2 separate regions of the Mus musculus genome follow, and region 2 is linked to region 1. Evidence: chromatin loops called from intact Hi-C (ENCODE). Cell type or tissue: heart. All regions are shown on one strand. Links, peaks and the distances in the headings refer to the core of each region. The heading gives the core; the rest is flanking DNA. Region 1 has its middle 14 kb from the start of Gm10522. Region 2 has its middle 12 kb from the start of Olfml2b.

Evidence for each region. Hi-C counts contacts between places; a loop is a spot of excess contacts. Peaks named below come from ENCODE experiments on the same cell type or tissue, not always from the same donor. Only the 100,000 strongest peaks of a DNase experiment are listed, where the experiment ranks them.
Region 2: it touches region 1 in a loop (2.8-fold over the local background); 4 of 42 quality-filtered maps call a loop at or near these places.

The regions. Positions count from the first base shown.
Region 1 is chr1:170,989,793-171,006,488 of GRCm38, reverse strand. No RefSeq gene overlaps it. Among named protein-coding and RNA genes, the nearest start is that of Gm10522, 14 kb to the right of the region's middle. In heart, for the core only: a CTCF peak has its summit at 9,525 (motif pointing right); DNase peaks (open chromatin) are centred at 8,028 and 9,528; H3K4me3 peaks cover 676 bases; H3K27me3 peaks cover 1,579 bases.
Region 2 is chr1:170,624,164-170,640,859 of GRCm38, reverse strand. It overlaps the pseudogene Gm7299. Among named protein-coding and RNA genes, the nearest start is that of Olfml2b, 12 kb to the left of the region's middle. In heart, for the core only: a CTCF peak has its summit at 8,280 (motif pointing right); a DNase peak (open chromatin) is centred at 8,269; H3K27ac peaks cover 544 bases.

The sequences.
Region 1 (16,696 bases), core at 5,353-13,352:
GGTAATTACGTCAGATGTATCCAGCTTTCTCTGTTTATTGTAAAGTTCTGGATTTGGCTTCCAGTTGATGTAGGTTAGAAAGACAGAAGAAATTGAAGGGATGTATAACCGGAAAAGTTCCCTCACCTGGGAGTCTGATGGAAGCCTTGGAATTCTAGTACAGCGGACATTTGCTGCAAAGAGTGTTAGCATAAACATGATATCCTTTTATGTAGAGATACTTTATTCCCAAATAGCAGTGAACTAGGACTAATGACTGTATGCGCATGCTCTTGGGTCCCAGGACCTCATTCCTTTTCCTGAGAATCTCAACCAAGAGTGCCGGCCTTGTTTATAGTAAAGATGCCTTACTATCATGCATTCAGGTGAGCTAGACGGTTCCTTTATGTGGAAGCCTGTTGTTACCATCTAGGTAAAGTGTTAAGGTCAAACCATCCACCCAGCAGCACTTCCTGAACCTGTGCATAAGCTCTTATGGTATTTGCTTTTATAAGCTGACCCTTAGGATGGATCCCAACATAACAGAGACACCTGCATCAATATAACAAACTATTTGAAATAAGAATTCCATTTTGTTAGGAGTTGAGAAAATTTTCAGTTCCCAAGGCCTCCCTGGAAACTGATATCCTACTTGGCAGAAAGAGACATGCATGTGGGCAACTGACATCCTGGTTGGTGGGTAACTAACACCCTGACTGGCAAGTTAAGACATGAATGTTAGACAAGGCAAGTCCCCTGCCACAGTTGAATACACCAACCAATGGGAGCAGGCTAAGTGTACAAAAATGACATGTTCCAAAGGAAACTCTTTAAACCCTGATTGGTGGAATAACTTGGCACAGATGTTTGTGGATTTTAGGCTTAAAAACCTTGTAGGATCTTATATCAATGGTGCTGTTCAGCTCCTGAGCCTGAATCCTGGTCTCAGTCAGATAGGGATAGTTTATTGAGCATACACTTCAGTCCTGGGGTGTATGCTCAATAAACTACCCCCATCTACTGAGATTGCGTTTGTGTGGTTTGCTAGGTGACTTCTGGACCCCAACACTGTCAGCCCCCTCCCCCTCCCCCCTTGTTTACATCCCTTAGCAGACCTTTCAGATGGTAACTTCAAAATCCACCAAAACGGTGTATTTGAATGTTGTGAAAGTGTGGGAAAACTCTCAGACAACCCATACTCTTGCTTTTAGGTGTGTCTTGTTGCTTCTATGTCTCCCCACTTCCTCTGAACTCTCGTGCTGAAATCTATGCTTTTTTTTTTTTTTTATTAGACTCCGGCTCTGCTTCACACCGACTAGCCCTGAAATTCTTGTCTAGGCCAAAGCACTGAGTACCCAACTGACCTGAGTCAAGGTTTCTAAAAGATTAATCGAGTTTATCAGGGAGCTGTGGATGAGATAGTAGGGAGCTGGGTATACTGTTTCTACCCCACGACACTGTAGAAAGTGGTAGTTTTTCCTTCCTGAAAATCCAAATGAAGGTCTTTAGGGGATGTTGGACAGACAAAACCTTTAACATGTAAAAATTGTTATAAAAGTGGAATTCTTGCTTTTATTATGACACAAAATACCCAGAGACCCTGATAGGGAAATGAAGACTTAGTTTTTGAAAAGGAAGTGGAAACCAGGAGGTGATGGTAGCACTGGAAAGCAGAGACAGGCAGTTCTCTGTGAGTTTGAGGCCAGCCTGGAGTACAGAGGGAGTTCTATCATAGCCAGAGCTAACCCTATCTTGAAGGGGAAAAAAAAGGAAATACTATTTTGTTTTATTTTAATTTTTAATTAGTGCATCCTGAGGCAGATAGAGAGACAGAGAAACTTTAGGGAAGATGAGAAGGGGGAGAAACCTTACCAGCAGAGAAGCAAGAATTTCAGCACAGCTCACAGCTGCCAAAGGTCTCCCCTCTTCCAGCCACAAGACTACGATTCTCTAGGCATTACACCAGAAACCTCACTTATAGGAAAGGACACTTCCAAGTGGCCTCTGGTTTTGTCTTTTCGGGTTATAACTACCTCCATAGCAACCCTAGAATCTCACTTAGCAAGAGAGGGTGTGGGTGGGTGGAATTTTAACCACCTCTTGAGACACAATCTGAGAGCCACCAAACTGGTATATAGGGTTGATCCTAAAACACGTAACTGTGACTCTCCTTTGAGGAACATAGACTCATACTAGGACATGTCTTATATCCTTTATTAAAATATTTTGAGCCAGACACATTTTTTTATCTCAGCACTAGGGAGGCAGAAGCAGGTGGGTCTCTGAGTTTGAGGCCAGCCTATCCTACATAGAGAGTTCCAGCCTAGCCAGGGCTACATAAAGGAGGACCAGTCTCAAACAACAACAACAACAACAGCAACAGCAAACAAACAAAAACAGAGAAATTGAGATGACTCAGCAAATAGGTACCTGTGGCCAGGTCTGTAGATGCAAATGTGAGCACTGGGGCCCCACGTAGCAGAAGGAGAGAATCAATTCCAGCAAGATATCTTCCAGCCGTAGTACAATAAAGCCAGGCCTGGTGGCACATGCCTTAGCACTCCAGAGGCAGAGGTCCACATCGTGAGTTCCAGGTCAACCAGGACTACTTAGATATTCTGTGTAGACTACAAATACTACTACATATTGTGTTTTTAAAAAGCCAATCAACCAATCAATAAATGCATTTTAATAAACTCTCCAACTCTTGATACTAGGAAGGTCGGAAATTCTTTCCTGTGATGAAGGCAAGGACCCTAGTCTGGTCTAGTGGAGGTCACTTAAAGAGGAGGACTCTGCTCAGACTGCTGAAAGAGATAGCTTAGGGCAGTGTCTCTCTCCACCGCAGACTGACTTCAGCATCTTCAGCACTGACTTTCCTTTCTCAGGGAACTTCAGCTCGTGGTGAGTGGATGTGACTGATTCTCCTTTGAGTGTCTTATTGTTAAATGGCTTAGGTCGTTTTTTTTTTTTTTTTTTTTTTTTTTTTTTCTCTTTTTTTGGGGGGTGGGCTGGGGTGAGGTGAGGCAGTGTCTGTCTACATTTGGCTGTCCTGGAATTCACTGTGTAGATCAGGCTGGCCCCAAACTCAAAGATCTCCCTACCTCTGCTGGGATGAAAGGTGTGCGCCATTCTGAACAGTCAAAGATGCAACTTTCCCTGGACAGAGCCTGTCTACTCCATAGCCATTTCTGCTTTTTTCTTTTTAACTTACTGTTACTTTTGGTTGTCAAGTTGATTAGGATCAGCTAAGAGACGAGCCTGTGGCTACATCTGTAAGGGACTTTCTTAATTAGGTTAATTGACATGGGAAGATCCACTGTAAATGTGGGTAGCAGCTGCTGGTGATAGCCCAGGTATTCTGAGATCTGAGGGAAAAGCTTTTGCTTTTTGAGTGTTTGGCATCCCATTCTACAAGTAAATTGGTATGCTGTAGTGTGATTTATCTTGTGAGCCTGGCCCTTTAAGAATTCTTAGCTGTTAGAACTGCTTGACCCTGCTGGTGGTGGTGCATGCTTTTAATCTCAGCACTTGGGAGACAGAGGCAGGTGGGTTTCTGAGTTCGAGGCCAGCCTGGTCTTCAGAGTGAGTTCCAGGACATCGAAACCCTATCTCTAAAAAACTAAAAACCAACCAAACAACAACAACAACAACACCCTGCTTGACCCTATAACCTTCAGTGCTGGTTACCTCTTGAATTTCAATGACTGGCTTTGGCATCCACATGGTGGGTAAACTGAGGCAGGCAGCTGTTAGGAGTTAACGCTTAGAGCTGCTGCTGCTGGGGCTGGATCCAGATACCTACAGGGGCTGCTGCCAAAGACAGCCAGGGATTAGAGAAGTCACTCAGCAGAGGGAACAATGCTTAACTTACTGGGGCTGGCACTTTCTATGGCCAGCAGGGAAAACTTTTAACTCTTTGAACTCTTTTAACCCCTTGGAGCCAGAACTTTTAACTCTTTGAACTCTTTTAACCCCTTGGAGCCAGTGAGAAAGAGAAGGAAAGAGAGAAAATTCACACACACACACACACACACACACACACACACACACACACACACACATGGTGTATGAAACAAAAGGCAGAGTCCAGTAACTTCATATACACAATATACATGCATATATACATACACACATACATAAATGCATACAGATCTACAGATGGTGTTTTATGTTTTAAAAAAGAGAAGGAGAGACTATGGCTGTAGAGCTAGGTATGGTGAGGTGTGGGATGGGTGCCTCTGCAGGCCCAGGCTGAGGAATCCCCTCCCCCTGCGGTATCAGCCATTTGATGGGTATAGTGTGGAATATATTTATTTATTAAATAGTTTATTCAGAAAGGGAGTTAGGAAGGGAGGAGGAGGAGGAGGAGGAGAGAGGCCAGCCAGAAACACAAAGTGGGGAGGGGAAGAGAGGGAGAAAGGGGTCAGGGAGAGAAGGGTGTCAGAGAGAATAAGAGAGTAAGAGAGAGAGGAGGGGGCAAGCAGCCCCTTTTATAGTGAGTCAGGCACACCTGACTGTTGCCAGGTAACTGCTGGACAGAGCCTAGAAGGAGTGCTAACAGAGGGACACAGATACATTCACATAGAGAATGGTTAGAGCAAAGCTCCAGCAAGCAGGCTCCAAGAATTTCACACATACACGTGCATACATAAATACACAATGGGTGGATAGAGTGAGCTCCAAGCCATACCCAGACAAGCTTTACATGTGTACATACATGCACACAGTTGATGGATGGAAAGGAACACTGTTGCAACCCCCATTTTCACAAACTTTACCCATATACAGAAAGAAACAATGTTCCAGCCACACATTTTTAAAAAAAGATTTATTTATTATGTATACAGAGTTCTGTCTGCATGTATGTCTACAGGCCAGAAGAGGGCATCAGATCCCATTTCAGATGGTTGTGAGCCACTATGTGGTTGCTGGGAATTGAACTCAGGACCTCTGGAAGAACAGCCAGTGCGTTTAACCTCTGAGGTGAAGCCATCTCGCCAGTCCCCAGCCATACATTCTTTCTTCCATAGCTTACATATCCCAGCAAAATCTTTCAAGCAGTATGCAATTACAATGTGATTACATTTTAGTTTTCTTCCAGTAAATGATTATGAAAATGATTATGGAAAACAGTGTGTTATCCAATACCTTTACAAGAAATAACTATGTAGTACAGGTAAAGAAAACAAATTATTCCCCAAAACCCATGTACATTCACAACCAGGCAACTTGTTATAGATTAACAAAGTGTAAGCAAGCAAGGGAGTTTTCTAAGCCAATTTCTCTTACTAGCAGGCAACAATCTGCAGTTACAAAGAAAGGAGCAATTGTTATTTATCTTTAAAAGTAATCTTGTAAAAATGTTAAAAGAAATCTTAACTTTTATATAAAAAACAGTCATATCTACTGTAAATCCTCAGAATGCATATCTACTCATCAGCAATTCTTTTTTTTTTTTTTTTTTTTTTTTGGTATTTTTGAGACAGGGTTTCTCTGTAGCCCTGGCTGCCCTGGAACTCACTTTGTAGACCAGGCTGGCCTCGAACTCAGAAATCTGCCTGCCTCTGCCTCCCAAGTGCTGGGATTAAAGGTGTGTGCCACCACGCCCGGCTAACAATTCTTAATAAATCATATCAGGAAGTTGAGGGCAAAAGTGGATATAAGAAATCAATTATTACCAGTCCAGCTTCAGTGAGAGTCACGTCAGCCAGTGCTGTCATTGTTCTTGTTCCCGACCATGTGCCTTTCTGAACTTCATATTGTTCCCTAAGATTTTTTTATTTATTTTTAACATATATATATATATATATATCATATATTACTACTGGCTCTGATATATATATATATCAGAGCCAGTAGTAAAAACATCTCAACTAGCTTCACTAACAAGTTTATTTTTCCACATGTTTTCTAAGGGTGGTTGTCACTGCTGACACTCTGTGTCTCTAAGTTCTTCTCTAGGGTGGTGATTGAATCATTAATCTGCTCCAGCAGCAATGTCTGAAAGAGATCAAGCATTAGTATTGTGAGTGCCAGAGACACTGCCCAGTGAGGGACTGGAAGCTCCCTTAGAATTTTCATAATTCTTAGATTAAGATGATGTGAGGGCAGCAGGCCTCACATGTGGTCCTCAGGGCCGTGCCACCCTGAGGCCCACCCATGTGGCTGTGATAACCTGTGGGCTGCATTCCGTGAGTTCTAAAGCCATTTGCTGTTCCTCCTGCATGACCCTTGGCAGGAAAGGGTATGAAAAAGCCAGCAGAGGCTGAGGAAGAGGATTGAGCCAGCAGAGGAGGAAGAGAAGGCAGTTGGTGCAGGAGATAGTTTAGGAGTGAGTTGAGGTGGGAGAGGCTGTAGCAGATAGGCTACAATGGTTGGGAGAAGGGACTATTTAGGGAAACTGAAGGAGGAACATTTGTAGGGGCTGCACTGGACACTGGGAGGACAGCTGACAGGGAGTTAAGAGAGCTGGTTATTGTTTGTAAGAAAAGCAAGTGTTGGGTTGGAGAGATGGCTCAGTGGTTAAGAGCATTGACTGTTCTTCTGGAGGTCCTGAGTTCAAATCCCAGCAATCACATGGTAGCTCACAACCATCTGTGATGGGTTCTGATGCTGTCTTGTGGTGGCATTTATTTATTATAAAATAAATAAAAATATTTTTTCTTTTTTTCTTAGATATTTTCTTCATTTACATTTCAAACACTATCCCAAATGTCCCCTATACTCTCCCCCCCGCCCTGCTCCCCTACCCACTCACTCCCACTTCTTGGTCCTGGCATTCCCCTGTACTGGGGCATATAAAGTTTGCTAGACCAAGGGGCCTCTTTTACCAATGACACTCCTCCATTGCTGGTGGGATTGCAAGCTGGTACAACCACTCTGGAAATCAGTCTGGTGACTCCTCAGAAAACTGGACATAGAATTACTGGAAGATTCAGCAATACCTCTCCTGGGCATATACCCAGAAGATGTTCCAACTTGTAATAAGGACACATGTTCCACTATGTTTATAGCAGTCTTATTTATAATAGCCACGAGCTGGAAAGAACCCAGATGTTCCTCAACAGAGGAATGGATACAGAAAATGTGGTACATTTACACAATGGAGTACTACTCAGCTATTAAAAAGAATGAATTTATGAAATTCTTGGGCAAATGGATGGATCTGGAGGATATCATCCTGAGGGAGGTAACCCAATCACAAAAGAAGTCACTTGATATGCACTCACTGATAAGTGGATATTAGCCCAGAAACCTAGAATACCCAAGATACAACTTCTAAATAAAAATCTTTAAGAAAGAAAGAGAAGCAGACATTAAAAGAAAAAACTAAAACAAAACACAAGACCCCCTTTTTACAATACGCCTCGCTTTCAAATTCACCTACCCTGTTGCTGCATAGCTGACACCCACCTCCGTCATTCACTGACATGAGAGCCTAGTTTCTTCTGCCTTTCACTGTGGGCTGAAGACAAGTGGCTCACTAGCAAGATTCCTGGCCTTCAGCACCAGGCTGGCACCGGGGAGGTTCCTAGTCTTGTGGACTGAACTATTAGTTCAAAGCCTTTCCATTGTAAAAACAGCCATTTGTTGGACCACTCAGACTGAATCATGGAAGCCCATCTAAGAACTGCCCCCTTCAGTCAGTTCTAATTCCCTGACTTACTACTGTAACAAAACACGATCTTTCTCAGTATGTGGTGATCACGAGATTTAGGGGAGACTCAAGCTTTCCTGGCACCAGGAAATCATTTTCAGTTAGCTTAAGCCAGAAATTCTCCAAGTTGCGCTCTAGCAGAGTCATCTGGAGAGCTGGGTCTCTTTCAAAGTTTCTAAGTTTGGTAGGGCCTGAGAATTTGCATCTCCAGCAAGTTTCTAAGCAATGCGGAGGCTGATTTTGAGAACCGTCGCTCTGAGGCAGTCATAGGATTCCACTCTCTTGCCAGGCATCGCGCTGATCACGTGAACATGGCTGGGGCCAACAAATCCCACTCTGCTGGATCCTGAGGTACAAGGATTGGCCAGTTCTCTGTCAGTCTTTGGACATGGTGCTATTGCACCGCACGCTGCCCGGAGCTGCTGCGGTCAGCTTCAGCATGCTTTCACAAGAAAAGAAAAGTGGCTGACGTGTTGAAGAGAGCGAGGCAAAGAGAAGGAAGTGTCTGCACTGTTGCGGGCACTGTGGTAGGCTAGAGACTGCTGCAACAGCAGATTGCAGTCATGGAGAGGTACGTTCCTTAAACAGGAAAAGCAAGACCACCCAAAACTGACTGGGGCCCAGCAGAGATGGCAACTGTCATTTACCTCATCAGAATGACGTCTCTATATGATTAGCCTTGTAAAATGCCCTTTTCCCTTCATGCATCTGTTGCTATGTCATATCTGAAATCTCCATATAAAGACAAAAATGGATAGTAGCCCTGTCGGGGAAACGAAAGGGATCCCAGCCCATCCCTGTGGTTCCCTGATTTTTTTCTCTGCCTTAACTCATGGATACTCTTTCCCTGCATTAAAGATTGCCCTAAAAATGTTGCCCAAAGTTCTGCGCAGTGTGACCATTTCTGGGGGCCTCACCCACTGCCTGAGTGTGCACTTTCGTTCTGAAATCAACTTCCTCCTAATTCCTTACTTTGCCTCATTAAAAGAAAAAGGTTTTCTGATGATGACGAGAGACTAGAAACACTGGGTAAAGGTTTCACCACCAGCAACAATATTATTACACGTTATCTATAATTTATAGTTACATGTTTAAGAAACTTGGTATGCCACATGGTAAAGCCATTTTTTTGGGGGGGGGTCTATGTAAGCTGTTTTCTGTTTTCTGTCATTTTGCTGTAGGAAGCCACCTAGTGATGCTCTCTTCCAGAACTCAAAGACTCTACTTAATGCAGCAGAGTCTAGAGGGACTGGGTTTCCAGACCTCAGGCTGAGGGCTATAATGTTGGCCAGTACTAAGCACTAAGGAATCCTTAATTCTAGATGACCATAAAGGCTAAAACTCAGGCTTCTGCCAAGATTGAAGGACAGGAAAATGTAGAACTAACTAAAAACTATGCATAGTTATACTCTCTATTTTCCAGAAGCACAAAAGAATCATGCTGTGTGTACTGGCATGTGTTTTGTGTGTCAACTTGACACAAGCTGGAGTTATCACAGAGAAAGGAGCCACAGTTGAGGGAATGCCTCTATGAGATTCAGCTGTAAGGCATTTTCTCAATTAGTGATCAAGGGTGGGAGGGGCCATTGTGAGTGGTGCCATCCCTGGGCTGGTAGTCCTGGGTTCTATAAGAAAGCAAGTTGAGCAAGCCAGGGGAAGCAAGCCAGTAACATCCCTCCATGGTCTCTGCATCAGCTCCTGCTTTCTGACCTGCTTGAGTTCCAGTCCTGACTTCCTTTGGTGATGAAGAGCAACGAGGAAGTGTAAGCGGAATAAACCCTTTCCTTCCCAACTTGCTTCTTGGTCATGATGTTTGTGCAGGAATAGAAATCCTGACTAAGACACCATGTTAGGGTACCAATTTCAGAGGCCTGCATAAGGACACTAGAGGGCACTGTTCACTGCTGCCAAGCTCTGGGGGAAGGAAGCCTGCCAGAGTCCAGCCCTTGGAAAGCAGACCAGCAGACCAGCTCACTCCTATGCCTCAACCTTGAAAAGCTTTATTAATCCCTAGACAGTGATCATTGGTGGTAATCCTTCACCTGGGACATACTCTTGCTATACGTGAGCTCTGCTTGCCTCCAATCTCTTGAACTTACAAATAACTTATAATAAACATTATACACACACCCTCCTCTTGTTGCCTATGAAATTTATGCTTTGGGTTTACAGAGACAAAGAACCCAGACACCTGAGATGGGAAAGCCTCCATTTCTATTAAGGTCTTCCCATGTTCCTTGAAACAATGCAAATGGCTAAACTTTCTTGAACCCATTAGCTTTAGGAAGGCAGAACAGGCATCTTATAGGCAGAATGTTAAAATAAGATAAAATGGACCTCTGTCCATTAAATTCGTTGCATTTTTGAGAGCGAGGAGTGCAGCATAGTGAGATGCAGGTAGACTATAAAAGGTGTTTGCACATCACCATTGTGTGCCTTACAGGCCATGATGAGTTTGGGCTTTACCCTGAGGTCACGGGGTACCACTCATCATTTTAAACAGCAGAGTGTACTTGGGATTTAAGAAGACTATTCTGGTAACAGACAGGTTGAGAAGTAAGACTGAGGGAAAGACAAGTGAGGTTGTTGCAACGGCTCTGGTTGCAGATGAAGGCGATTAAGACTAAGGGGGAAATGGTGTAAGTAAGATTAGGATGTTTAGCAAGAAAAACTGCCAAAAGTTGGATGTGAGTTTTGAAAGAGAGACCCAACCATGATGTCTTAGTTAGAGATTTTCTGCTGTGAACAAACACCATGACCAATACAAATCTTGTCAAAGACAATATTTAATTGGGGCTGGCTTACAGGTTCAGAGGTTCAGTCCATTATCATCAAGGTGAGGGCGTGGCAGCATCCAGGCAGACATGGTGTAGGCAGAGCTGAGAGTTGTATATCTTCACCTGAAGGCTGCTAGCAGAATACTGGCTTGCAGGCAGAAAGGATGAGGGTCTTATATCCACAGCCACAGTGACACAACTACTCCAACAGGGCCACATCTTCTAATAGTGGTACTCTAATAGTGGCTGAGCATATACAAACCATCACATATGACATCTGGGTTTCTGGCTCAGGAGGTGCCATTCTTCTATGTGGGAAGACAATGGAAAGAAGTTTGGCTGGGGTGAATTTAAGGGAGAGGTGTGGGTATTTAGAATCTGGTGTGTGTGTGTGTGTGTGTGTGTGTGTGTGTGTGTGTGTGTGTGTTGGGGTGGGCAGGGGCTATCTATTGATCATGCCAGTGGCTTGGTCAGGAATATCTGGCTGTCTGTAGAAGTCTTTTCTAGAACTGGATACATGGGCTTGAGATGAATAGTGCTTTGAGAAAATGGACTGGAAGCTGGGAAAGATGATTCTATAACACATACTCAGAACTGATTTGCTGAAAAGAGTTGACTCCTTCCGCCCTGCATGGTAATGGGAAGCAGGACAGAAAGTCTGGTGTGTCTGCCTTGACTCTGAATTCTCCTATTTCACTCTGCATAGCTATGGTAACCAGAGTGTCCACATAAAAACGGGTGGTGCCTAACCTACCTCATCCTTCATCAAGGCTAGAGACACAAAAGTAAGAGTAACTGAAACTTACCTTGTACAAGGTCCTGTTCCAGCAATACCAGAGGAGCCATAAGGTGTCCAGTCCTTGTCCTGAGCTTATGACTGCCCTGGATTCCAAGAAGAGCAAAGCTCCATGGAAAGACTGCCCACTCTATAGAGGAAGAGAGTTATCTCTGATGACAAAGACTCTCTAAGAAGTGATCATCTTGTAAGAATCAGACCTATCTGGTTTAAAGCTACTGCTTTTGCCTGAGAACATGGCCATGCTACTAGCCACTCCTGGATTCCCATTTGTTCCAATCCCCTTTGCTCTGAGAGGTGAATGAGCAAAGTTTGTTCCTCTACAACTTGCCTTCTAGCCACAATTGCCGGGTGTTATTATCTCCGACCTGGAAAAGTGTGCCCTTACCAATTTATTATCTCCATCTTTCCACTTGCCCTAAACTTCAGTGGCTAGTCCTACCTAGCCCCTTCCAAACATCCCTGGCCACCTGCCTGTAGCAGAGGCCATAGGCCCAAGCTCCTCCCATGACTTCACATGGTTGCTGCCTTATTCTTCCTCCAAAGCATGGCAAAAAGACCCCCTTTCTCCTTTCTTGTGTCTCCCTTTCCTCCTGGGACCCAGAAGTCCCACCTATACCTTCCATCCAGCAATCACCCCTTGGCCTTCTTTACTGACAAATCCGGAACCAATTGGGGAACAGGACTTTAACATCAGAACTGCTCCCTTCACCTATCCTTTGCATAATGTTTGTAACCACGTCTTTGGGCCACTATGCAGAGTCATAGTGGGAGAATGGCCAACCAGATCACACCTTGACCATGAAGACTTAACTATACATTTCCTCCTGCTTTCTGCCTCAGATCTTCTTCTATTGAGACCAAAGCTCGTGTCAGTACCCTCGAGTCAGAGTCCGATACCAGACCCATTGTTTTTTTCCCTCCTCTCTTTGCTTTTACTAATACTTGCCTCTAAACTCCATGCTAGGACCCCCCAAATTGCTCTGAGGGGGTCCCCAAACTAGTTTCTCTTCCTAAGATGGCTGCATTGAATAAATCTACTTTTAAATGATTAATCTCTCTCTCTCTCTCTGTTTTTTTTTTTTTTTTTTTTTTTTGAGACAGGGTTTCTCTGTATAGCCCTGGCTGTCCTGGAATTCACTTTGTAGACCAGGCTGGCCTCGAACTCAGAAATTCGCCTGCCTCTGCCTCCCGAGTGCTGGGATTAAAGGTGTGCGCCACCACGCCCGGCTCTCGCTCTCTCTGGTTTTTTGAGACAGGGTTTCTCTGTATAGCTCTGGATGTCCTGGAACTCACTTTGTAGACCAGGCTGGCCTCAGAAATCCGCCTGCCTCTGCCTCCCAAGTGCTGGGATTAACGGTATGTGCCACCACCACCTGGCTAATTTGTCTCTTTAATTGGCCTAGTGAAAGTGGGTGGCTGATCATGGTTTTATGGGGATGCTAGGACCCTGGATGACCCCAAAGATTGTGGTAACAGATCTACTTTCATATTTTTGAGAACTTTCACACTGACTTCCATAGTGGCTAGACTAATTTACATTCCCACCAGCAGGGTGTGAGGTCTGGCTTCTCTCCGTATCTTCCTGCCTCTGCTCCCTGAGTGCTGGGGTTACTGGCATGCACAACCTCACCTAGTTTCCGTCAAGTTTTAATTTGCATATCTCTGATGGTTAGCAATGTGGAACATTTTTTTTTTCATATGTTTCTTGGCCATTGGCACATTGTCTTTTGAGAACTGTCTGTTTGCCTTTCTAGTTTATTTGCTGATAATGTTGTTTGGTTTCTTCTTATACAGTTTCTTGAGTCCTTTGTATATTCTAGACATTAATTTTGTTAGATATGTACTTACCAAAGGTCCCCCTCCCATCCTATACTCGCGTCTCTTTACTTGTATCTTTTGCTTTGTAGAAACTTGAACATTTCATGCTGTTCCATCTGTGGATTGATGGCGAACATTGTTCCCTGTGCAGTTAGAACAGGCTGGGGAACAGAACCTTCAGTGTTCACACACAGATTCTGGATCAAAACATCAGAACCACCCCCTACATATAGCTGTCTGTTTCTTTATTTTTCATTTAATTAGGTATTTTCTTCATTTACATTTCCCATGCTATCCCAAAAGTCCCCCATATCCTTCCCCCAAGTCCCCTACCCACCCACTCCCACTTCCTGGCCCTGGCGTTCCCCTGTACTGAGGCCTATAAAGTTTGCAAGACCAATGGGCCTCTCTTTCCACTGATGGCCGACTAGGCCATCTTCTGCTACATATTCAGCTAGAGACATGAGCTCCGGGGGGGGGGGGGTACTGGTTAGTTCATATTGTTGTTCCTCCTATAGGGTTGCAGACCCCTTCAGCTCCTTGGGTGCTTTCTCTAGCTGTCTGTTTCTCATGTTAAACCACCTACCTGATCTTTCTTCAGCAACCATGAACCCTATTCACTTGTCACACAGGAGCAGTATTCACTTGGTTTCAGCAGAGGGCAGTAGACAGTGGCAAAACAGTCTCAGGGTTTCTATTGCTGTGAAGAGACACCATGATCACAGCAACGCTTACAAAGAAAACCATGGCTTACAGTTTCAGAGGTTTGGTCCGTTACTACCATGGTGGGAAGCCTGGTAGTACGCAGGCAGACACGATGCTGGAGGAACTGAGAGTTCTATATCCAGAGCTGCAGGAAGAAAAATGCCACACTGGGTCCGGCTTGAACATCTGAGATCTCAAAGCCCACTCCAGCGACACACTTCCTCCAACAAGACTATACTTATTTCAACAAGACCACACCTTCTAATAGTGCCATTCTCTATAGACCTTTGAGGGCCATTTTTATTCAAACCACCACAACAATCTATTTTTTTTAATTCAGAAAAAATACCAAAACCCCATAATCATCTTCAGTGTTCCTCTCGAGGAAGATGTTCATATAGACAGGCTAGACCTCAGAATGTCAGCCACTCTTAGATGACCTTTCCCCTTATAAGTGACAGGTTAGCACCGTGTGACTTGTGGAAGGCTTCTGAAGAGGGAGTGTGATTTGCAGAATGCAAGCTATCTTTGCTCACATAAAGCAGCACCACAGGGCCAGGGGCCATGGCAATGGCACGGAAGGCTTGGGGACAGCGAGAAGCCTGGAATACAATTGAGCTTTGGGCTGGGCATAGTGGCAAATGCCTTTAATTGTGGCAACGGCAGGGGGATTTCTGTGAGCTAGAGGCAAATCTGGTCCTGAATTCTTGTCCATGGTTGAAAATGTTCTTAGCTCTGTTGTGGTCTGAGGTCAAGAATGCTAAAGGAGCTGTGATTGTGTCTGGCTTCTTGTTATCTTTCTTCTCCTTTTACAAAACTCTCTGGCCATTTGTGAGAATATGATCAAAACTGAAGTATATGGATATCTCATGGGGGACCAACTATACTGACCAACTCATCCTCTGTGCCTCAACCCAGGAAAGCCTTATTAGCCCATAGATGAAGACCCCTGATGAGAACTTACTTCTTGGGGCTTGCTCTTGGTACACAGGGGCTCTATAGGTTTCTTTCTCTTAAGTTCTCACCCATAACCCTATAACAAATTCCTTTTTAAAAACTCGTTTTAAGCCGGGCAGTAGTGGCGCACGCCTTTAATCCCAGCACTTGGGAGGCAGAGGCAGGTGGTTTTCTGAGTTTGAAGCCAGCCTGGTCTACAGAGTGAGTTCTAGGACAGCTAGGGCTATACAGAAAAACCCTGTCTCAGAAAAAAAAAAAAACAAAAAAACCCAAAAAACTCGTTTTAAAATAATTCCTCTTAAATAAATTCCTTTTATTTATTAAAGGAATGTCTTATTATTAAGCATAATTATTTTTTATTAAATTAATTTAAATTCATAATTTATAAAAATGATTGTTGAATGAAATAATTGATAATTAATATATTAAATTTATTAAAGAAATTCATTTTATTTATTAAAGAAATTTATCATTATTATTATTATTATTATTATTAAAAGGAACTTAAAATAAATTCCTTTTCAAAACTTTTTTAAAAAACAAAACACCTCCATGCATTGTCTGCAAAATCCACTCTTCAAATTCTTAAGACCAAGGATGAAGGACCTTTTGTCTTAGGCAACTTTAATAGCTGTTGATTTTCTGGAACCCCAGCCCCCCATGTTGTTGTCCATCTGAGATGAGAAAACTTCTGGCCTTCTAAAGGATCTTTTGCTTTTTCTTATGTCACTGGGGTTATGAGACACATTTCAGAGACAGAGATGGAGGAGCGGGAGAGGGAGGGGAAGATGGAGGGAGGAGGGAGGGAGTGAGAGAGAGAGAGAGAGAGAGAGAGAGAGAGAGAGAGAGAGAGAGAATTTACCCAGTGAGCCATCTTGCCATCTCACCAGCTGTATTAGGCAGGATTTTCTAGAGTAACAAGACTAGAATATAGAAAGGAGATTTATTGGAATGCCTTATAGGCTGCACTCCAGCTAACTCAACAATGGCTGGCTGCGGATGGGGAGTCCAAAAATGCAGTAGTTGCTCCATCCATGAAGCAATGTCTCTGCTTGTTTTCAGGATACACTGGAATCCCAAAGAAGTAGGCTCAATGCTGGTGAAGAAATGGATTTGCTAGCAAGGTTAGGACAAGCAGTCAAAGAACAAAAACTTCCTTCTTTCTGCTCCTGGGTTTCCAGAAGAAGGTGGAGGCCTAGATTAAAGATATCTCTTCCCATCTTAAACAAAAAATTCCACATAGGTGTGGCCTCCATTTTTGGATTTTAGTTAATTCCTAATGTAGTCAAGTTGACAACTGTGGGGCAGTGAGCTGTGCACAGACAGCATGGTAGCTGGTCAAGCACAGGCCTTGAACTCCAGTGACCTAGTAGGTGGTGACTTCTGCTTACTTGGGAAGGTAGGTGTTTGGCTACACCCCCTGGGCCCCTGTCTCCTTTTGAAGATGCAGCCTCCCACAGCCCCTGCAGAGAGGTGTGTGACCATCTGTTACTTAGGCAATGCCTCAAGCTCCTGGTATTCTGTCTGGACTCCACTCCCACAGTTACCTGGCAACAGCCATGTATGCTCCTCCCCACAGTTACCTGGCAATAGCCAGGTAGGCTTGGTCCACTATAAAAGGGGCTGTTTGTCCCCTCCTCCCTCTCTTACTCTCTTTTCTCTCTCACTCTTGCTTCCTGCTTGTCCCCTCTCTCCCCATTCCCTTACCGCTTCTCTGTATGTGGCCATGGCTGGCCTCTACTTCTCTACTCTCTCCCTCTCTGCCTTTTTACAATAAACGCCTTAAAACCATGGACTGCCTCTTCTCATCGGGATCCACCATACTGGAGCAATGGAGCAGGTCTCCCTCTAAAGACCCACAAATCTAACCTCCCGCTAGGAGGCCTCTTTGCGTTCCCAACCACAGTCATCACCAAGCCAAGCAACCTCTCTGAGCAAGCCAAGGTCTCTTGTCCGTGTGGAAACCAGCCAGAGCTCTCCTCCTGCCCTTTTTCCTTCGGC
Region 2 (16,696 bases), core at 4,043-12,042, 360 kb after region 1:
TGCTTTCTAAAGCACCCATTCTCAGGCCAGCTCTCCGATCTCCCTCTATTTTCCTCGCTTTCTCAGACCACGTTGTTTCCTAGATGCTTCAGTACTCTGGGTTTTGTTTTAATTTTTCTCTCTCCCTAGAAAGGCCTCAGTTTGAAGATAGGGCAAAACATAGAGAAGTCAGTTTTTATCTTTCTAAACTCAGACCTTTTTAAAAAGTTTAATTTTGTTCTATTTTGGTTTCGAGTTTGAAACTATGTAGCCCAGGCTAGCCCAGAACCATTCCTGCCTGGAACCCATGGCAGTCTTTCTGCAGCAGCCTCTGCATTGCAAGGGTGACTGGTGTTGGTCACCACTCTTGCACTTTGGCACAGATCTCTCATTCATGCAGCAGCAACCACCTCAGCTCTTGGCAAGCACATTTCACATTGATTTTTTTTTAATGTAGTTTTGTTTTTCCTATGTGAGTTTTAAGTGGGTTTCCTCTATTCTTTCCACTTCGGTGATTTTTTTCTTTTCTTTTCTTTTCTTTTCCTTTTTTCTTTTTAGCTCAAGTATGAGCTTCTACATTTTTAACCACCGAAAAACATGATGGGTTTTGTCCATCTTTTTGATCCTGATTGCTTGCTTGTTTGTTTGTTTTTGTTTTTTAACCTTTGTTCTAACTGTGGGTGAGTTCCAAATTCAACAAATGCCCATTTAGTGTGTGTGTGTGTGTGTGTGTGTGTGTGTGTGTGTGTGTGTGTGTGGTAGGGGGTAATTTTAGAGCCCTGCACCCATAGTAAGAAAAGTCTCCCCTCAATTTTTCTTCCTTCCCTTCCTCCTCCTCTCCCTGCTCTTTCCTTCCCTCCGTCTTTTCTTATTGGATCCTGGGCCTCCCTCTGGCTAGGCTTGTGCTCCACCACTAAGCTACTTTTACTAAATACCCTTTCCTTACTGGTGTTTGAGCCAGCAGTCAGAGATGGCCAATACCACATCTACAGGCATTTCCCAGGCATCCTTTGGGATGTATCATTCAGAGATCTATATCCCACGGCAGAGTATATCCCACAGCATCCTTCTACATGCTGACCTGGCACCCTGATCTGAAGATACCAGGTTAGGCTTCGTTTGGCTTTTGAAGAGCAAGAGTTACCTACTGTAGACTCCCTAAATCCCTTACTAAGAGCCTGTTGATTCCATGTCCCTGCCCTCAGCATGGTAGTATAAAGTAAATACCGCCCTCCGTGCCTAACCAGTGAAGTCACCAAGAGACTGCATGATGGCAACTCAGCACCAGTGCTAAGCCTGTGCCAGGTATCAAGTGATGTTCAGTCCCAGAGTTGGTGACATCATTTCCTCTTACAAATGCGGAAATGGATTTGGAGTGGGACACACTGTGAAAATGTTCAACGGGGTCTCTGAAGCCCTAAGTGTGTGTGTGCCACTTGAGCTCCCAGAGACCTGGGACCCTTCCCAGTTTTGCCTGCCAGCACATTGCTAGATGCTAGGGATTGCTTTGCTACCTCAACCATCACTCCCTCCCCAGAGTTTGCTTCTGGCAGGAGCATCTGTTTTCCAGTTTACCCAGAAGCCCCCTGGCTTTCCTCTGAAATGTCTGTCTGTTGCCAACCAAGGCTTCATTTGCCAGGTGGGGCTGGTGGCTAAAAATGACCTGCCACCTCTGTGTGTAATTTAGAAAAAACACCTGCCCCACACTAGCAGAATCAAAGAGCAGAGCAAAGTCCCATGAGCAACATCATTCTGCCATCTCCCTTCACTGGCTGGCTAAGAGTCGGAGCCAGGCCAGGGAACTCCAATAAATGCTGGGGAGGGACGAAGGAGAGCTCAGACGAAAATGAAGTCTTTCTTCCTCATTCGCTCTGCGTTGCTCTTTGTTCTGCCCTTGATCTGAGTTCTCTTTCCTTCAATTCGGCTCAACTCGATTCCTGAATATATATGATGGACCAGGTGCTCTGACTCGCTGAGCATAGCACGCGAGGATGCACACAATGTGGCCTCGGACTTCAGGATTATGAGACTAGGGACCGGGAAAATGGCTCGGAAGATAAGTGCGCCCTGCATAAGCAAAAGGACCAGAGTTTAGATCCTGTCACTCACACAAAAAGCTGGCATAGTGGTGTGTGCCTGTAACTCCAACAGTGGATGGCAGAGGATCTGGGGGCTTGCTGGTCAACCAGGCTAGCCAATGAGTGAGCTCCGGGTCCAGAGAAGGACCTTGTCTCAAAGTATGGAGGCGAAGTTGATAGTGGGAGGAAGCACCCAATATCAATGCCAGGTCTCCATAAACATGGGTGCGCACACACAGATTATTCACATGGGATCCTAGGAACAGACACAAAAGAATTTTTTTTCACCAAAGTTTTTGTGTTTGTTTTGTTTTGTTGTTTGTTTCTTTTTTAAAAGTCAAATATGTGTTTCTTCTCTTGATTTCCCCAGTTTTAAAGGACAATTTATATTTCTTTACTATGCCAACCCTGGAGACTTCTCTTTTTATTAAACCAAGTTTTATATAGCAAAATGTAGATTTTAAGCCAATCAAAGTAAAATTGCCATGTGCCTATCAAGTAGGAATTATGTTTTCAATAAAGGCATGCTGTTTAGGTTCTGGATTCTGAGCCAAAATATGTTGCTGGAATTTCTATTTTCTCACATTCTCCATGTATTCCACAAAAGGACATTTTTTCCTCCATACCCCTTGAGACTTGGTCAACACGCCCAGATGCATATTATCTTTGACAGCCTCCTGCTCCCACCTTGGTGAATCTGTCCCCAGCTCAATGTCTCTCCACCCTACTGGGCAGCTCTGATTTCATAGAGACTCTAGAGCCAGGTTCTACTTTGTTGGTGATCTTGGGGAGCTTAGCTCAGAGATTCAACTCAAAGACTTCACAGTGAGGTTTGAGGCAAAGCCTTGTGAAAGCAGGTGTGCTGGCCGGGTTGCTCGGTAGCCCAACTGCCTGGGCTGAATAAAGAAACGAAATCCAGCTGAGCATTCATTTACCAGTCCCTGGTTCCTGGCGGTGGGTGCCCGGTGATCAGCTGCCTCACACTCTGGCCGCTAGGACTTTCCCATTACTGTGGACTATAACCTTCAACTGTGAACCAAAATAAGATTGCTCTCCTTACGTTGGATTTAATCAAGCAGTTGTCATGGTAACAGGACAATTGATAGAGTTGCTCCAAGGCACATGGGGTAAAGACTTGGTCCCAGCCTGTGGCACTATTAGGGATTGGGGATCGGTACAACCTTTAAGAGTTGGACCTAGTAAGAGGTCTTCAGGACAGTAGGGTGAACCCTCAAGAGGAGAGTGGAACCCTTCAGACCCTCTTGCTTCTTTCCTTTCCCCTTCTAGTCCTGATGTGATCAACTTTGCTCCACTCCTACCATGGTTCTCCTCTCTCTCTCTCTCTCTCTCTCTCTCTCTCTCTCTCTCTCTCTCTCTCTCTCTCTCTCTCTCTCTCTCTCTCTCTCTCTCTTTCTCTCTCTCTCTCACACACACACACACCCCAGAGGTTTAAAAGCAACGTAGACTAGAGACTCTAAAGCCATGAATCTGAAAGAGACTATAAGTGGATGAAACTGAGTGTTTGTTTTAATAATGGAGGCCTATACAGACTCAGAGACTCCACATCTATTACTTTGGGTTTTGTTTTGTTTTGTTTTTGTTTGTTTGTTTTTTGGTTTTGTTTTTTGGTTTTTAGAGACAGGGTTTCTCTGTATAGCCCTGGCTGTCCTGGAACTCACTCTGTAAACCAGGCTGGCCTCGAACTCAGAAATCCACCTGCCTCTGCCTCCCAAGTGCTGGGATTAAAGGCATGCACCGCTACTGCCTGGCTCACCTATTACATCTTTTGCTTATCTCAGCTGCAGCCCTCAAGTGCAGGTAAGCCTACTACCTAGCAGGTAGCACATGGTACTTGAATCTTGACTTGGCCCCTTGCTGGGCTGCAGAAGGTTGAAAGCTCTGGAGGGAGGAGCCTGTCTCCCTGATCCCTCCCTCCCCCCAAAGAACTGTGCTAGAGCATAGATACATGGAAACATATGCGTTATGAATGGGCTTGGTACTGCGTGATCACACTGTATTTTTTAAAAAGACCATTTTGTGGGAACAGGACCGAGGACGGGGGCAGGGGCGGGCGGGGGGGTGGGGGGAGTGAAAAGCAACAGCCACGTGACTGGTCCCTGGCAATCAGACTCCAGAGACCAACATCAGGGTGCAGGTCTGAGTTTATTGCCCAGTGCATAAGTTTATATACAGTGTTTGAGCCAATCCCAAGCCCCTAAATCCTTGCCCAATCATATCTTGTCACACCGTCACTGTGCTCCAATGAAAGCCCTGCCTGATGAGGCTGATGCGGGAACTTAGAAGGAGTTGGGGGGAATATCGCCATCTGTGAGGACCTCTGTGAACACGGGGAGATGGAGCCATCTTAGATCTTATGTTCTGTAAGGCAGATCAGAGGAGTCGCAGGAGCCTGTGGCAGCTCACTCTCCATCCCACCTTTTCCGTCACAGGGTTGACTTTCACACACACACACCCTTCTACACACACACACACACACACACACACACACACACACACACACACACACACACACACACACACATTTTCACTATTGTGAGTTGTTGAACACTTGTCTGCTGGAGTTTTGTCATCATCCCTAGGTTTTCTTTGTTTTGTTTTTAAAGGCAGCTTCGAGCAATGAATGAATTTCTCTCGCAGTAAGAAGAGCCATTTTATAACTATTTTTTGGTCTAGCTTTGCTACTTCTTTTTCCTGTTCTTGAGTCTTCCTTTGTGGTTAAGTGATTTATTCTACTGGTACGTTTTGATTCCTTGCCGATTCATTTTTGGTGTGCTATTACACATTTTTTTGCTGTGTAGATGCCCGAGGCTGACAGAAAATACTGTTTGATTCTAACAAGCTCTCTTGAAAGGAGGAGAACATGATATGATCTTAAAGAAAAACAAGAGAGGAAAGATAAAGAGAGGAAATACATTAATAAAATACCTCTCTTGCATTCCACTCCGCCCCTCCTTTTGACATCCCATTCTGCGTCTTTCTGTGTGGCCCATGTCTAGGGCCAGCTTTGACTCCAGTTCTGCTCCATCCTGAGTGTTCAGTTGGCTTTTAATAGCACCTTGCCCACAGACAGTCTTTCTACAATTCCACACTGAAAGATATTCTAACCACTACATGCAAAATGACAGAACTATACAAACATGAATGTAGTCTGTGGGTAGTAAGATAGCTGAGCCCAGGAGACCTGGCATCTGGTCTCAGAGTTGCCACCTCAGTTGTGTGGACCTGGGAAGGCACTGGCCTCTCTGAGAAGCCCCAGACCTCAGTTTTGTATCTTGCCAAGAAATTGGTTTGACCAGATGATTTCCAAGTGGCTCATTTTAAACCTAAGATGCTGAGTCCTTTTCTTTTCTTTTCTTTTTTTCTTTTCTTTTCTTTCTGTTTTCCTCTTCTTTTCTTCCTTCCTTCCTTCTTTTCTTTCTTTCTTTTTCTTTCTTTCTTTTCTCTCAATCTCTCTCTCTCTCCCTCCCTCCCTCCCTCCCTCCCTCCCTCCCTCCCTCCCTCCCTCCCTTCCTTCCTTCCTTCCTTCCTTCCTTCCTTCCTTCTTTCCTGCCTCCCTTTCTCCCTCCTTCCACCTATCTTTCTTTCTTTTTTTCTTTTCCTTTCATTTTCTTTTCTTTTGTTTTTGAGACAGGGGTTCTCTGTGTGGCCCTGGCTTTCTTGCTCTGTAGTCCAGACTGGCCTTGAACTCACAAAGATCCACCTGCCTCTGTCTCCAAAGTGCTGGGATTTAAGGTGTTCCCAAGATGCCAGATTCTTGAGCAAAACCAAGGAGCTTGATTTATTGATCCTGTTGAATGCTCTCAAACACAATGGCCTTGCATGTAGCTTTCCACATTCCTGTAAGCCATTGTTTGCTGCAGAGATCACCGAATACCTAAGCGGTGAAAAGTATTTTCATGGTATGATTCTCAACAACTCTGCATCCTGTTTCCTTAAATTCTAGTTTAATGAGTATTAATTAATTGATAATCCCTAAATTCTAACTGGAGAGCTACTGTATGCCAGGTAAGGGACAGGGGAGGGGTAGCCTGGCTATCCCAAGGTTGGCTGCAATGAGTGAATTCGCTGGTCACTCTTGGTGGACGTCTCCTGTCTCAGCTGAGCCTGGTTGTTGAACTGTAGCTGGCTGTAGGATGAGGATGGTTTACGACCTCTCCCCATTTCTCTAAGCCATGCCGGGAAAACAGACACCTTTTCCTTTATGCCATGGGAGAGAAAACAAACTCACCGAGTGTGCATCATCAGAGCACAGTTCTTAGTCCACCTAGAACCCAGGGCTTATCTGTTCACGAGTCAACCCTGGTACACTCACACCTGTGAAGTGAGGTTTCTCTGCTCTCCAGCATGTGACATTTATTCTGTCCGGAGCACTTGGTCATATTTCAGGTGCTAGATGCTCACTTTTAATTTTAATTGCTCTTTAGGTTTTTGTTTTGGTTTTGGTTTTCATTTTGAAGTGTGTTAGAAAAACAACATATAGGGGGTGGGGTAGAGAGATGACTCTGGCCAAGAGTACATACTACTCTCAAAGAGGACCTGAGTCTGGGTCCCAGTACCCATGTCAGGCATTTACAACTTCCTGTAGCCTCAGCTCCAGGGGATCTTCTGGCATTCTCAGGCTCTACACTCACACTCACACACACACACACACACACACACACACACACACACACACACACACACACACACACCCCACATGCACATGCACAGTTTAAAACAAGCAAGCAATCAAACAAAAACCCACTCCTATAATTAAAAATTTTTAAAAATGTAAAACTCATTACTCCATGATTATTGTTTGAGCCTAAACTTTTTTTTAAAAGAGAATTATTTTAAGGTCCTACTAAAGAAAAGTCAGTCTAGGTGATATGGGGAAAAAATGGTATAAGCATTTGAAAACCTTCACAAACCTCTGAAATTCTCAGACTGCTGAACTCAGGTCACATGCTCCAGTGTCTGATAGCTTCATGAAGACAAAGCTGGATTATGGTCTCCCTAAGTCTCCTGCACTGTGTCCCACCCCTTGGGCAATTGGTACCCTTTGAATGAGGAAAGAAGTAAATTACATCAACGGAAGATGTAATAGCATCTTGTCTCTAGTATCTCCATCAATGGCCCAGTTTACCCTGCCTCTAGTATCTCCACCAATGGCTCTGTTTACCCTGCCTCTAGCATCTCCACCAATGGCCCAGTTTACCCTGCCTCTAGTATCTCCACCAATGGCTCTGTTTACCCTGCCTCTAGCATCTCCATCAATGGCTCTGTTTACCCTGCCTCTAACATCTCCACCAATGGCTCTGTTTACCCTGCCTCTAGCATCTCCACCAATGGCTCTGTTTACCCTACCTCTAGCATCTCCATCAATGGCTCTGTTTACCCTGCCTCTAGCATCTCCACCAATGCTCTGTGTGTCCTCAGCATTCGAGGCTCAATGATGTTGGGTACTCGCTCACCTTTTACCTGAACGAATGGCTCGTCATAGGCTGCAGATGTGTTAACTAGGCCAGCACTATTATTTTTCGTTTGTTTTCGTTTATGAATTTGAATGTCTTTGGGTAGGGTATACCTTAGCTACAGATCTATTGCTGTGAAAAGACACCATGACCAAGGCACTTTATAAAAGAAAGAGTTTAACTGGAGGCTTGCTTACAGCTTCATGGGCTAATCCACACCCATCATGGTGGGGGTCATGGCAGCAGGCAGGCATGGCACTGTGGCAGTAGCTAAGAGCTTATTTCCCCATCTGAAGACAACAGACACAGAGAGAAGCTGGGCCTGGCACGGACTTTTGACACCTCAAAGCCCACAGCTCCTCCAACAGGGCCACACCCCTTAATCCTTCCTAAACTGACCACCGACTGGGAAATAAACATTTAAATATTTGAGCTTATTAAGGGGGGGGCATTCGCACTCAAACCACTACAGGGTATATACTCTACTTTGCTTAGCCTTTTTCTTTCCCTATAACTTGGTAATTACCTTAGTACAAATTTGCAAACCCTGGCTTAAAGGGCTTAACTTCCCTGGTGTCTCAAAGGGCTGGCTCTTCAATCATAGAATTTGATGGCGTACTGCTAGGATTCCCAGGGAGTCATGCACAGGTGTCCAGCATGTTATTGAATCTCTAGCCTAAGCAGAATTTCTAGGACAGCCCTGCAGGAAGAGGCATGGCAGGACGGAGCCCAGCCAGCAGATGGCACTCACTCAACTTTGGAAGATTCAGCTTTCAGACTTGGGGTATAGTGACACCTGCTGTCTGGTGTCATTTTCCAAAACCCATCACATTGCTATCTGAGTTCATTTCCTCCAACTCCAACCAGATTCTTTTCCTCCTTCCCTCTCCTTCATCTGGGTAAAGGCCAACAGGCGTCAGGAAAACTGTCTCATGCCCAGGTCTGCCAGTGTGATTGTGCTATTTTATCTGTTTTCTACTTCTTGGGGGGAAGAAACTTATCTCTCATTGTATATTTTTCTTAAGAATTTTCTGTGGTTTAAATATCTCCCCCCCCCAAACTCTAGCTGAAATTGAACCCCCGTTGTGAGATCTTAAGAGGTGGGGGTCACCTCCTAAAGCTTCCGTAACAAAACAAAAACAGAGCCACTGTCTGGGGACCAAATGTTCAAAGATGTGAGTCTGTAGGGCCCATTTCCCATCCAAACAAACCACACCACTTCCATTGCACCTTTCAAGACTTGAAGGTTGCACGAGGCTAGTCCTCTTCTCCACACATTCTGCAATCCCGTTCAGAATGGAGCATTGCTTCTGGGTCACTATTTTCCTAGACAGAGACACCTCTAGTGCTTCTAGTTAATCTTTCTCACTCTAATGGCTCTCCCATAGGTTTGGGAACCATTGTGTGGATTTTGTCAGAGACCAGGCATGCCCAGTCTAACCATGTACTAACACCTGGAGAAACCACCACAGAGAAGTCTCAGAACTCACTGGACCAATTGTGTGTCAGACCTAAGGTAAGAACTCGCTCAGTCACTCGACTTCCACAAACCTCTTGACTGACTGGAAGGCTACAGCGACATTTTGGGTTTTCTAGAACCAATGCCCCTTAAGAGGCAGAGCCCAGGTCTAATGGGCTCCTTCTCTCCAGGGCGCAGCCATCTCTGTAAAAGAGCATGCATCCCTCTGGGGAGACGTAGAGAAGAGGGAATCAGACACATCTTGGGGAGTGTACAGGAGGTCTTCCTCACAGGGGTACTGTAGGCTTCGATTTTTTTAAAAAGCCAACCTTTTAAAAAACTTTATCTGCATTTATTTTATGCTGAATTTATTCCCGAGCCGTGAGTTTTTGTTTCTTCAATTTCTTCTGGGATATCTTCTTCTTCTGTGCAACCTCCTCTTCTGGCTTTGGAACGATCTGTTCCTTCTCAGTGAGGATCATCTCAATGTGGCAGGGGAGCTCATGTATGGGTTAATCCGGCCATGAGCTCTGTAGGTTCGTCGGCGCATCTTAGGTGCCTTGTTCACCTGGATGTGTTCAATGACTAGAGAATCTACGTCTAAACCCTTAAGTTCAGCGTTACTCTCGGCATTTTTAAGCAAGTGCAGCAAAAATTCAGCACTCTTTTTTGGCCACCGACCCTGTGTCCAGCCCCACTGTTTGGCCTGGGCGCACCTACTGACTCCACCATTATACCGCCGAAATGGCACACATTGCTTCTTTAAAGTGACATCTTTCAGATACTTGGTGGCTTTGCGGATGTGCATACCCTTGATGGCCTGGGCAGTTTCCCGGGTGTTCTTAAAGTGAACACGAAGGTTTGACCCTCTTGATTTGCATGATTTTGTGAGGTTTTCTGGGTCAAGAGAGTAGCGAACCATCTTGGCAGGTGACCTCTGGCCGCTTACAGGAAGAGCAAAAAGCCAACTTTTAATAAGAGTTTTCAAATACTTCGACACCCCCCCCTTCTAGCCCACCATCCAAAGGTAGGGGAGAAAAGATGGTAAATAGGACAAGGGGATGTGGATCCATTTACAATAGTTCCTTTAGGGCAATTCCAATCCCTTTTTGTCAGGATACCAGTAGTAATTCAATAGTATCAGGATACCAAACATGAATCAGTAGTGGTGGCATGACTCAGCAGAAACCACCAGGCCTCCATCGAATAAGCATGAGCCAGCAGGTGTGACCAGGACCAGCCTGGACTTCAGGAGAAGCTCTCTGCTGGGCTCCTCTCAACAAAGTGAAGATCAGGGAACACAAAGACGAAGATGTGAAACAAACAAATCGTTGTAAGGCTAGCCATGCAAATGTGCCTTCCCTGCCCATTGAGTCCTATTTATACACACTCCAGATGTCGCGCGTCCCATGCTTTGCCACCTGCACCTTGGCTCAGTCTAAATCCAAAACCTTGGGAACCATCAGAGCTAAGCATGACTTTCAGTATGAAGTCGAGGGTCTGAGATCCTGGGATTCTGATGTCAGAGAACAAGGCTGTCCCAGCTCTAGAAGAGATAAGAACTTTTTTTTTTTTTAAATCTATTTACTCTATCTAGGCTGAGGGTAGATCTTGCTTCCTCTGTTTGTTGTTCCAAATGCCAATGTCTTCCAGAAAGCTCATCACAAATAACTGAAAATAATGCTTTACGCTCTTTATAGCCGTAAGTGTGAACATCCTCACAATTAAAATATAAAAGCAATTTCAGACACCTGTTCAGTATGTTACAAAGACACTGACAGTCTCCTGACTCTAATCCTAGCAACCTGAGTAGCCAGGGACCCACATGGTTAATGGTGAGAACTGGCTCCTTCAAGTTGTCCTCTGACCTTCACATGCACATGTACACACACACACACACACACACACACACACACACACACACACACACACACACACACACAGGAATGTAATTTTAAAAAAAAAGGTTCTCATACAAACCTGACTCCATCTTAGCCCAGGCTTGAGGATGAAGAATGGTATGAGATACTGAGAAGAACATCACTAAGCTGAGACACTGAGAATGGGGAATCTCACTGTGTTAGGCAGACTTCAGCTCTCGGTAATGCTCAGCTAAGACTCTTCCCATTCCCTCCATTAATGTTAATGAGGTCTGGGAAGGTAGCTCAGCAGTAGAGTTTTTGCCTGGGATATGCCAGGCCCGGAGTGCAAACTCCAACATTAAAAATAAATAGAGAAGTCTAATGTTACGTTTGTTATTTTATATGTAAAATATATAACATATAAAACAATTAATCACTTCTTATTTCCATTGGAAATTTGAAAATTGATACTTTCATTTAATCTTTACAACTCTGATACAATCTTTCCAGATGTTATAAATAATTCTAGGTCCAGTGAATCCCATCTCAACCTATCAATTAAGGCTGTTTTTGGAGAGGGTGAGCCAGGGATGAAGTGTCTCCTTGGACTTGAGTTTTGTGCAGGTGATAAACATGGATCTATTTGCATTCTCTTACATGCAGCCATCCCGTTCTACCAGCACCATTTATTGAAGTTTTTTTTTTCTCCAGCATGTGTTTTTGGCTTCTTTGTCAAAGGTCAGATGTCCATATATGTGTGCATTTATGCCCGAGTCTTCATAATTGATTCTATTGATCAGCATGTCTGTTTTTATGCCAATACTATGCTGTATCTATTACAGTATCTCTGTAATATAGCTTGAAATATGGATATTGCTTTGATTATTTAGGATTGTCTTAGGTATCCTGGTGTGTGTGTTTCCCTAGGAAGTTGAAGTTTTTATTTTTCAATTTCTATGAAGAATGTGCTTGTATTTTGATGGGGATTATACTGAATCTCTATATTGCTTTTGGTAAGATGATCATTTTCACAATGAGCATGGGTGGTCTTTCCATCTTCTGGTGTCTTCTTTGATTTCTTCAGTGCCTTAAAGTTTGTATTATACATACAAGTCTTTCATTTGCTTGGTTAGAGATATCCCAAGACTTTTTGTTTTTGTGTTTGTTTGTTTGTTTGCTTGTTTATTTTTGAGGCTATTATGAAAGGTACTATTTCCTGATTTTTTTTTGTAATGTGTAGATAGGAAGGCTACTGATTTTTATATGTTAATTTCTAGGTGCTTAATGTTGTCTACATGTAGATCTAAGTAGAATCGAAAGATTCAAATAGGCAGGGAACAGACAAAGCATGAAGACAGAGACATCAAGCTTTTCATCCCACTGTAGTCATTGAGCCGATCTCTCTCTCTTTTGATAGATCTGTCTATCTATCTATCTATCTATCTATCTATCTATCTATCTATCTATCTATCTATCTATCTATCTACCTATCTACCTATCTACCTATCTAATGCATTTGAGTGCCTATCTAATGCATTTGAGTGCCTATCTAATGCATTTGAGTGCTCTATCTGCATGTACACCTACATGCCAGAAGAGGGCATTAGATTCCACTATAGATGGTTGTGAACCACCATGTGGTTGCTGTGAATTGAACTCAGGACCTCCAGAAAAGCAGCCAGTACTCTTAATTGCTGAGCCGTTTCTCCAGCCCCTTATCTTATCTTTTCATGCTAAAGTGAAGAACTGGTGTTTTTAGCAAAAGCGGCCTTTACATTTTTGCTAAAAATGTAGGCAGTTTTAAAACCCACATATCTGTGGTATAAACACCAGTAGGCTGGTGAAAAGTTGATAATGGATTGCTCGACTCTGCAACCTCCAATATCAGTGATTTGTAAGTCAACTAAGAGCAGATCCTGTTGAGCATGGCAGTTCACACCTGTGATTCCAACATTCTGGAGGCAGAGGTATAAGGATTGGCTGTGAGTTCTGGGCCAACTAGGGCTACACAGTGAGCCCTTTTTCTCAAAAACAAAATAAAACAAAACAAAACTAAACAAAATTTATATGAATGTTGTGAATTTGCTCTGAGAGATCATCTGCCATCTGAAATGAGTATGGGTCTTACGGAGGACATTTTATGGGATGCAGTTTCTCCCCTTGTCTGCTTGTCACTGTGTGGTCATGGTGTCTGCATGGTGTCATATAGCATGCCTGGTCTGTAAACATTCTGGGCTTGTCGGCTAATCTGTGTTTTAAGACGATGCTCATGAAAAGCATGCTTTTAATGGGTAACTGGTCAAGGGTTCAGAATTATTTTGCATTTTCCCCTTTCTGGTGGTCCCTGACTGCCTTACTTCCAGGTTATTGAATCTATTGATATCCTGAGGAGCACTCACGTGGAGAGGGTATGGAAGCATGGCACTCCACATAACTTGTCTGGTGTTTGCCCCCATAAACCCTTCCATTATGCCTGATGTCAGCAAAGCACTTTTGTGACTATCTCAGGTCACATTACCAATCATAAACAGGAAGGTGGATGACTGGGAACTCCCTAGTTTGGTAGCTAAGTTAGATGAACCATGAATACCTGGTTGTCAATGATCAAGACAGGCACAAAAAGTGACTACAAGATTGCAGGACTAGGCATACCTTGGACGTGAACTCCACAGCCAGTCCCACAACACCCAGAGGAAGCTCCATTCCCAGGTGCTCTAACACCCAGGATCAGAGGATCAGAGGATCTCAGGATCCCAGGAGCTTGGTCACACCAGGATATCGGGGTCCCAGAGGCACCTTGACTCCCAGGAGCTCTGACACACCCAGCATCTCAGGATCACAGGATCACAGAATTCCAGGATCACAGAGACAGCTGAAATCTGAGGAGTTATGACACATCCAGGATCACAGGAAGGACAGGCTCCAGTCAGAGACAGCAAGGACAGGTAGCACTAGAGACAATCAGATGGCAGGAGGCAAGCATAAGAATATAAGCAATAGAATCCAAGGTTACTTGGCATCATCAGAACCCAATTCTCCCACCATAGTAAGTCCTGGATACACTATCACACTAGAAAAACAAGATTTGGATCTAAAATTACTTCTCATGATGATGATAGAGGACTTTAAGAAGAACATAAATAACTCCCTTAAAGAAATACAGGAAAACACAGGTAAACAGCTAGAAGCCCTTAAAGAGGAAAATTACAGGAAAACAATCAAACAGGAGAAGGAAATGAACAAAACCACCAAAAATGGAACTAGAAACAAACAAGAAATCACTAAGGGAAATAGAAAACATAGGAAAGAGATCAGTAGTCATAGACGCAAGCATCACCAACAGAATACAAGAGATAGAAGAGAGAATCTCAGGTGCTGAAGATACCAATTTCTCACAACAATCAGAAAAAATGCAAAAAACAAAAAGCTCCTAACCCAAACCACCAGGAAATTCAGGACACAATGAGAAGACCAAACCTAAGTATAATAGGTATAGAAGAGAGTAAAGATTCCCAACTTAAAGAGCCAGTAAATATCATCAACAAAATTATAGAAGAAAACTTCCCTAACCTAAAGAAATAGATGCCCATGAACTACAAGAAGCCTACAAAACTTCAAATAGACTGGACCAGAAAAGAAATTCCTCCTGTCACCTAATAATGAAAATACCAAATGCACAAAACAAAGAAAGATATTAAAAGCGGTAAGGGAAAAAGGTCAAGTATCACATAAAGGCAGACCTATCAGAATTACACCAGACTTCTCACCAGCAGCTATGAAAACTAGAAGATCCTGGGCAGATGTCATACAGACCCTAAGAGAACACAAATGCTAGCCCAGACTACTATACCCAGCAAAACTTTCAGTTACCATAGATGGAGAAAACAAGATATTCCATGACAAAACCAAATTTACACAATATAAATCCAGTCCTACAAAGAATAATAGATGGAAAATACCAATACAAGGAGGGAAACTACACCCTAGAAAAAAAGCAAGAAAGTAATCTTTCAACAAACCCAAAAGAAGATAGCCACACAAACATAATTCCACCTCTAACAACAAAAATAATAGGAAGTAATATCTGGACTCAATCCCCCAACAAAAAGACATAGAGTAACAGACTGAATACTTAAACAGGACCCAGCATTTTGCTGCATACAGGAAACACATCTCAGTGTCAAACACTACCTCAGAGTAAAACATCAGAAAACAATTTTCCAAGCAAACCATCCCAAGAAACAAGCTGGAGTAGTCATTCTAATATCGAATAAAATGGACTTCGAACCTAAAGTTATCAAAAAAGACAAGGAAGGTCACTTCATACTGGTCAAAGGAAAAGTCTACCAAGATGAACTCTCAATTCTGAACATCTAAGCTCCAAATGCAAGGGCACCCACATTCATAAAAGAAATTTACTAGAGCTTAAAGCACACATTGCATCCCATACAATAATAGTGAGAGACTTCTACCCCCACTCTCAGCAATGGACAGAGCATGGAAACAGAAACTAAACAGAGACACACAGTAAAACTAATGGAAGTTATGAACTAAATGGATCTAGCAGATATATATAGAAATTCCATTCTAAAGCAAAAGAATATACCTTCTTCTCAGCACCTCATGGTACCTTCTTCATGGTATTAAATTGACCATATAATCGGTCACAAAACAGGCCTTAACAGATACAAGAAGATTGAAATAATCCCATGCACCCTATCAGATCACCTTGGACTAAGGTAGTTCTTAAATACCAACAAAAACAGTGGAAAGCACACATACACATGGAAGCTTAACAACGCTCTTACTCAATGACAACTTGGTCAAGGAAGAAATAAAGAAATAAATTAAAGGCTTTTTAGAATTTAATGAAAACGAAGATACATCATACCAAAACTTATGGGACACAATGAAAGCAGTGGTAAGAGGAAAACTCATAGCTCTGAGTGCCTCCAAAAAGAAACTGGAGAGAGCATACACTAGCAGCTTGACAGCACATCTGAAAGCTCTAGAACAAAAAGAAGCAAATACACCCAAGAAGAGTAGAAGGCAGGAAATAATCAAACTCAGGGCTGAAATCAACCAAGTAGAAACAAAAAGAACTATACAAAGAATCTATAAAACCAGGAGCTGGTTCTTTGAGAAAATCAACAAGATAGATAAACCCTTAGCCAGACTAACCAGAGGGCTCAGAGACAGAAAATTAATTAAATCAAATTAATAAAATCAGAAATGAAAAAGAAATATATGTTAAAATAATTATTCTGTTTGTTGAATATTAACAGTTGAAAATATTGAAATCATGTTCTACAAACATCATGGAAATATTATTGATAATTTTTGTCACTGTGCTTGAAATTAGCATTTTCTTAATGTTTAACTTCAAAGAGTTTTTGCTATTTTGAAATTTTAAAATATACTTACTGATAAAATAATTTCTCTCCTAGAAACACTGATAATCTTTTTTAAGTAAACTGATTATTAGACAATGTACACAGGTATATAATGTGTTTTAAACACTCGCTCACTATGTCAGGTGGTATCATATAAGGGCTTTTGAATATATTTCTTAATGTTTCATTTTTAATATTTTATGCTCTTTTACTATGTTAAATTCCCAAGGAATATTTTGTATGTTTTGAAACAAATTAGATAATGTTTTCAACATTAGATATAGGATCCTCAGTTATGGAGAGTGTTAAATGTTCATTAATGATATTTTTAGGGTATGAAAGGATATGAATATAAAAGTTGAACAAATCTTTTATGTATTACTTGATTCTCAAAATACTCAATATTATTAATATGATTGATGTATAAAATGCATTTAAATAATAAAAAAAT